2 separate regions of the Homo sapiens genome follow, and region 2 is linked to region 1. Evidence: chromatin contacts called from ENCODE Hi-C or POLR2A ChIA-PET data. All regions are on one chromosome and are shown on one strand. Each heading gives the region's core, a stretch centred on a gene start or an enhancer-like site at or near the end of the contact. The rest is flanking DNA. Distances are from core to core; before and after follow the strand shown.

What was found. A loop is a pair of places that touch in the nucleus more often than their neighbours do. ChIA-PET counts read pairs that join two places held with the same protein, here RNA polymerase II (POLR2A). Pooled maps may share reads with other maps.
Region 2: a loop to region 1 is called in a map with no recorded cell type, with 8 times the contacts of the local background. The contact joins the promoter of CHDH here to the enhancer-like site in region 1. A Hi-C loop is called at or near these places in 6 of 37 single-sample maps with no recorded cell type and 4 of 50 pooled maps. POLR2A ChIA-PET finds 5 or more read pairs at or near these places in 1 of 52 experiments (AG04450).

What each region holds. Positions count from the first base shown.
Region 1 is chr3:53,554,032-53,556,545 of GRCh38, forward strand. The region is part of intron 3 of CACNA1D (calcium voltage-gated channel subunit alpha1 D); the gene reads left to right. Among named protein-coding and RNA genes, the nearest start is that of CACNA1D, 61 kb to the left of the region's middle. Within about 2 kb of position 1,260, at least 2 of the 41 ENCODE cell types and tissues checked have a DNase peak (open chromatin) inside an H3K27ac peak, as active enhancers do.
Region 2 is chr3:53,845,155-53,847,668 of GRCh38, forward strand. CHDH (choline dehydrogenase) reads right to left here and starts at 1,265. Exons shown (of 9, transcript NM_018397.5): 1 at 929-1,265. It overlaps IL17RB (interleukin 17 receptor B), which reads left to right and starts at 1,414. Exons shown (of 11, transcript NM_018725.4): 1 at 1,414-1,494. The coding sequence starts at 1,435. RefSeq lists enhancers at 1-380, 381-1,221, 1,168-1,462 and a silencer at 813-1,462.

The DNA.
Region 1 (2,514 bases), core at 10-2,509:
TAAAAATACAAAAAATTAGCTGGGCGTGGTGGTGGGTGCCTATAGTCCCAGCTACTTGGGAGGCTGAGGGAGGAGAATGGCGTGAACCCGGGAGGCGGAGCTTGCAGTGAGCCAAGATGGCACCATTGCACTCCAGCCTGGGCAACAGAGTGAGACTCTGTCTCAAAAAAAAAAAAAAGGTGGAAAATTATCATACAAATCATATTTGTGTCAATCTTTGTGAGGGTGTCCTAAACTGTAAGTGTGCCTATATGTGTGTTTTAAAACCAGAATGTCTAGTATTGTACCACAGAAAAAAGACGTTACAAAAATAGAAATTGTGTCAGTAATTTGCTTTTACTGCTATGAACAATCATATGCAATTCCTACAAGTCATGCTGTGTCTAGCCTCACAGCCCCCTCACTCTCCAGGCCTTTCTGCCAAACTCAGCTTCTCTGTGAGCATGCCCTGATGAGTTCAAGGGGCTCCCTTCTTCGTGCCACCACCTTTGAGTCCACAACAGGATGGCTGTTGAATTGAACATGCACTTAGATTTCGTTACCGTTTCCTAGGTCTTTTTCAAATACATTCCGCTTCTCTCTTTAGTTACTTTTTAGTCTCCCTCAAGGGTAGGGATTAGATTCTTCTTTGTTCCCTCTCCCATAGCACAGTTTATGTGGCTTTTGCTGCGTGAGGTTAAAGCACATTGGTGGCTTACATCTTATCCATTTGTAACCACCCAGGGACCAGCACATGGCCTTGTACCCAGTAAACAATCAATATTTTGTTGATTAATGATGCCTAAAGCTGGTTAAGTTCTTGGACTCAACATTCTTCTGAGCTCAATGACTATTTGCATTCTAGTCATAAACAGGAAAAGGTTCTGTTGGCAGCCAGGGAGATAGTAAATACCCCTGACTCTCATACATTGACTTAATCAGAAACAACAACTTCCCCTTTTCAAATTTGCATTGTGAATGATAATATCATTTTCAAATATGTAGGATTATGACATTTTAAAGAGAATATAATGAAATAGAATGAAGGTGAAAACTTGTAATTATATTAGAGCAAAACTATGTTTCCCATAGCTTATATCCTACTATTTCTATGTAGTGTATCTGGCGTGGTCCCATGAGGATGCCATAACCAAATGATTGAACTAGAAACTGAGAAAGACTTATCAAACATTTAGTGTCACGGGCTTGTGAGATGAATCAATGCTGGGATTTCCAGCTATGTTTTTTATGGCCCTGTATTTTACAAAGCTGTGGAAAATATTGAGCATTTGAACAAGGCTCTCAGTCACAGTCGTATAACAAGATGCAGGATAGGGCTTTGCCCGTGGAGTTCAGTGTGAAAGTGGCTGTGGTTGGTGGACCTTCTGCCCTTTCCCCTATTGCTCTCTGGCTGCTTTTTCTGGTGGGTGTGTGTGTGTGTGTGTGTGTGTTTTTTTTTTTTTTTTTTTTTTCTGAGGTACTTCCCAGGGAACAGAGAAATAAGTTGACAAAAGGCACATATAAAAGAGAGATCTAGGACTTTCTAAACCTGAGGCCCACAGCCCTTTCATTTAATGCTATATTGGCACATGTCTTTTTTCTCTTCAAATCATTCTCAATCATGGTCCATTTCTCACCACCCCCTCCTCCCAACTTGTTATCAGTTGCGCCTGACCTTTTGGGAAGGAAGAATCTTTAAACCCTGTTTGCATCTCAGCAGACGGGAATGCCTGCCTACTTCTCATCTAGGGCTCCTTTCTCTGCCTTTAGAAATTCTTTTTTATTCTTGATACACACTGCTCAGATTATTTATTAATTTAAAAATTAACATACAGTAAAAATCGGGGTGTGTGCACGTGTATACAGTTCTGTGAGCTTTAACATATAAATTGTTGTATCTCTTACCACAATTAAGATAACAGAACAGTTTTGTCCCCCGCAAAACTTATCCTGCCTCTTGTAGTCCTATTCTTCCTTTACCCCAGCCCATGGCAACCACTGATCTGTTCTCTATTGCTATAGTTTTGTCATTTCCAGAATGTCATGTAAATGGAATCACTCAGCATAATGCCTTTGATATTCATCCATGTTTAGGAGTGTGGAGAAATCGTTCTTTTTTATTGCTGAGTAATATTACATTTATGGATATAGTACAGTTTATCCATTTATCTGTTGAAGGAAATTTGGGTTATTTCCAGTTTCTGGTGATTATAAAAAGGTGCTAGAAACGTACAGGTTTTTGTATGAATATAGATGTTCACTAGCGTAAATACCTAGGAGTGGAATTGTATATTTAACATTATAAGAAGCTAACTGCTTTCTAAAATGGCTGTACCATTTTGTATTCCCACCAGAAGTGTATGAGAGCTATAGTTGCTTCACATTCTTGCCAACACTTAATCGTGTCAGTACTTTTTATTTTAGCTTCTGTAATAGGTGCGTAGTAGTATCTCATTTTGGTTTTAATTTTTATTTCCTAATGGATAATAATGTTATGTTATTTCATGCGCTTATTTGCCACCTGTTTATTATTAT
Region 2 (2,514 bases), core at 15-2,514, 290 kb after region 1:
ACAACCTCAACTGAGTTCCTTGGTCAGGAAACAGAGCAATTCTCTGAAAATGCTACCTGCAACTCCACACGTATGCATGCCAGAGCCCAAACCCCTGGCTGATCCCCAGTCCATGCAAGCCTTAATCAAGCTGGCAGGTGGGCCAGGCCTGGCACACAAGTAGGGCCTCAGCTAAAACAGCTGCTTGACTTAGTACAGCCTCTCACCAGCTGACAACACACCCCTAAGTTCCATACCCCTCTCTAGGCCTCCGTCTTCTCATCTGTAGAATGGAGCTAATTCTGCCTACAAGTTTAAATGGCCCTGAGTTGGTCACCACAACCCTGTCGTTTGCAAACCGAGGGGGCTGAAGCAGCAGTTCCAGCCTCTGTGACTCCACTGTTAGCCCAGCTGATTTTTGTGAACTTTCCCCCAAACCCACTGTGTCTCAAAGGATGGTCCCTGGGCCACCCACCCACGAATTACGGGGGCGTGGGTGGAGGCTCGTTAAATGCAGATCCCGGGCCTGACCCGGACCTGCCGTCTGGATCTCATTTTAGGCGGCGCTAGAGATCCCGGGCCAGGGAAACTTGAGAACCGCAGCTCCAAATCGCCAGTGCTGACGGCTTCCGCTTTGGGAGCCCCAGGTGTTGCTGTCCGAACTCACTTGGTGGAAACAGACATTTACCAGAAAGCCTGGGGTCGGGCAGCGGGCACTCCTACCGCTCTAACCCCGCGTAGCTGAAAGAATTCGCTCCCTCAAAGGAGTCAGTGAGCTTCGGCAGTCTGCGTTCCACCCGTTTCGCTTCGCGCGGCGGGGCGATTGTGTAAAGCGGGCCCGGGTCTCGGCGTCCAGCCCGGCCCCAAACCTCCGGCCCCCAGGCCTCTCCGGGCTAGCGGCCGGGCGGCGCTGCTGCGGGGTGGTCGGGGCGCCTCCGCGGCTACTCACCCGGGGCGACTCGGCCGAGAGCCCGACAGTCGGGACCGGAGCGGGAGGAGCGGGTGGCCGCGGCCCGGCCCCTGCCCCGCGGCACTTTAACCGGCGGCGCCGGCGCCCCGCGCGCTCTCTGCGTCCGGAATGGGGACGCAGCAGTTCCGACCCGGTCGGCCCCGGAGCCGCGAGGCTAGCTGGGCTCCAGCGGAGGCGCGCGAAGCCCGAGGGCGGGTGCAGCTGATGCACCTGGCTCACTGCATGCACGTGTGCGCGGGGGTAGGCGCGCGCCGCGGCGGCCCGTGCTCCGCCAGCGCTCGGACACGGCCCATCCCTCCGAGCCCCAGCAGGCGAGGGCGCTGCGACCTGCCCCAGCCTGGGAGGGGGCCAGCGGGCCCGCCCTCTGTTCGGGTGGCGGGAATGGGTCGGCGCTGCGAGAGGCGGAGCCGAGAAGGGGCGGCCCGGCGGCGCCGGGATAAAAGCGCAGCGTGCGGGTGGCCTGGATCCCGCGCAGTGGCCCGGCGATGTCGCTCGTGCTGCTAAGCCTGGCCGCGCTGTGCAGGAGCGCCGTACCCCGAGAGCCGGTAAGCCCCCGCCAGCACCTCTTCCCTCATCTCCCGGCCCTCGAGCCCAGATCCTGACGTCGTCTGATCCGCCAGTCCAGGCTGCCCCGAAGGCGTGCGCGGACTGCCGGCTCAAGGGGCATGCCTGCACCCTCAGGGCAGCCCCGGACATCGGCGTCAGGTTGCTTGAGTCAGGGGCGTGGGAATCAGACAGACCCGGTCTCAGATGCCACCCTGTACTGTTGGTTCTGTCATTTATGCTCACCAAGTTCCAAGTCCCGAACGGTAAAACGAAGGGCAGTACCGAACCCACCAGGGTCTCTTAAGGTATAACGACATGGCCTGCAATTAGCGGCGAAGGGCCTGGCACGTAGTTATTGTTACTTGGGGTCTGCTCACCTGTTGGGGCACAAGAACTGTTTCTCCATTAGTACCCCCTCCCTTTTTGGCCATATTGATTGCCATGTTCACTCGTGAAGGCAGTTGCCTTTCTTCCCCAGTACCCTGAATGATCGAGGGAATCTTCTGGGTCACTGAAGAGAAAATAGCTCATCCCCCAAATAACCTTTGAAATGATACCGCTGCCCTCTTAGAATAGCATATAGCATCAAGCTCCGTAGTCACCTGCTGGTGGACAAACCCCATTCACTGTTTCCTGATGTCTTCAGCTCCTATCCTTCCCCTCTGTGTCAGTTCAGAAGCCCTCTTGGCTCTTTGCACTAAAGGGAAGAATTCATCCCTTTTGCTGTAGTTGCTGCAAGGCCAACAATTTGAGCTTGGTAGCATTTAGGGTTGTTGCTTGGCCTCTCACCGGCCGTTTGATAAGAACTCAGCTCCTGGTATGATGGCTCATTTGTTAAAAAAAAAAAAAAAAAGTCAAGTCTGGCCGGGCTCGGTGGCTCACGCCTGTAATCCCAGCACTTTGGGAGGCTGAGGCGGCCGGATTGCCTGAGGTCAGGAGTTTGGGAACAGCCTGGCTAACATGGTGAAACCCCGTCTCTACTAAAAATACAAAAAGTAGCCGGGCATGGTGGCAGGCGC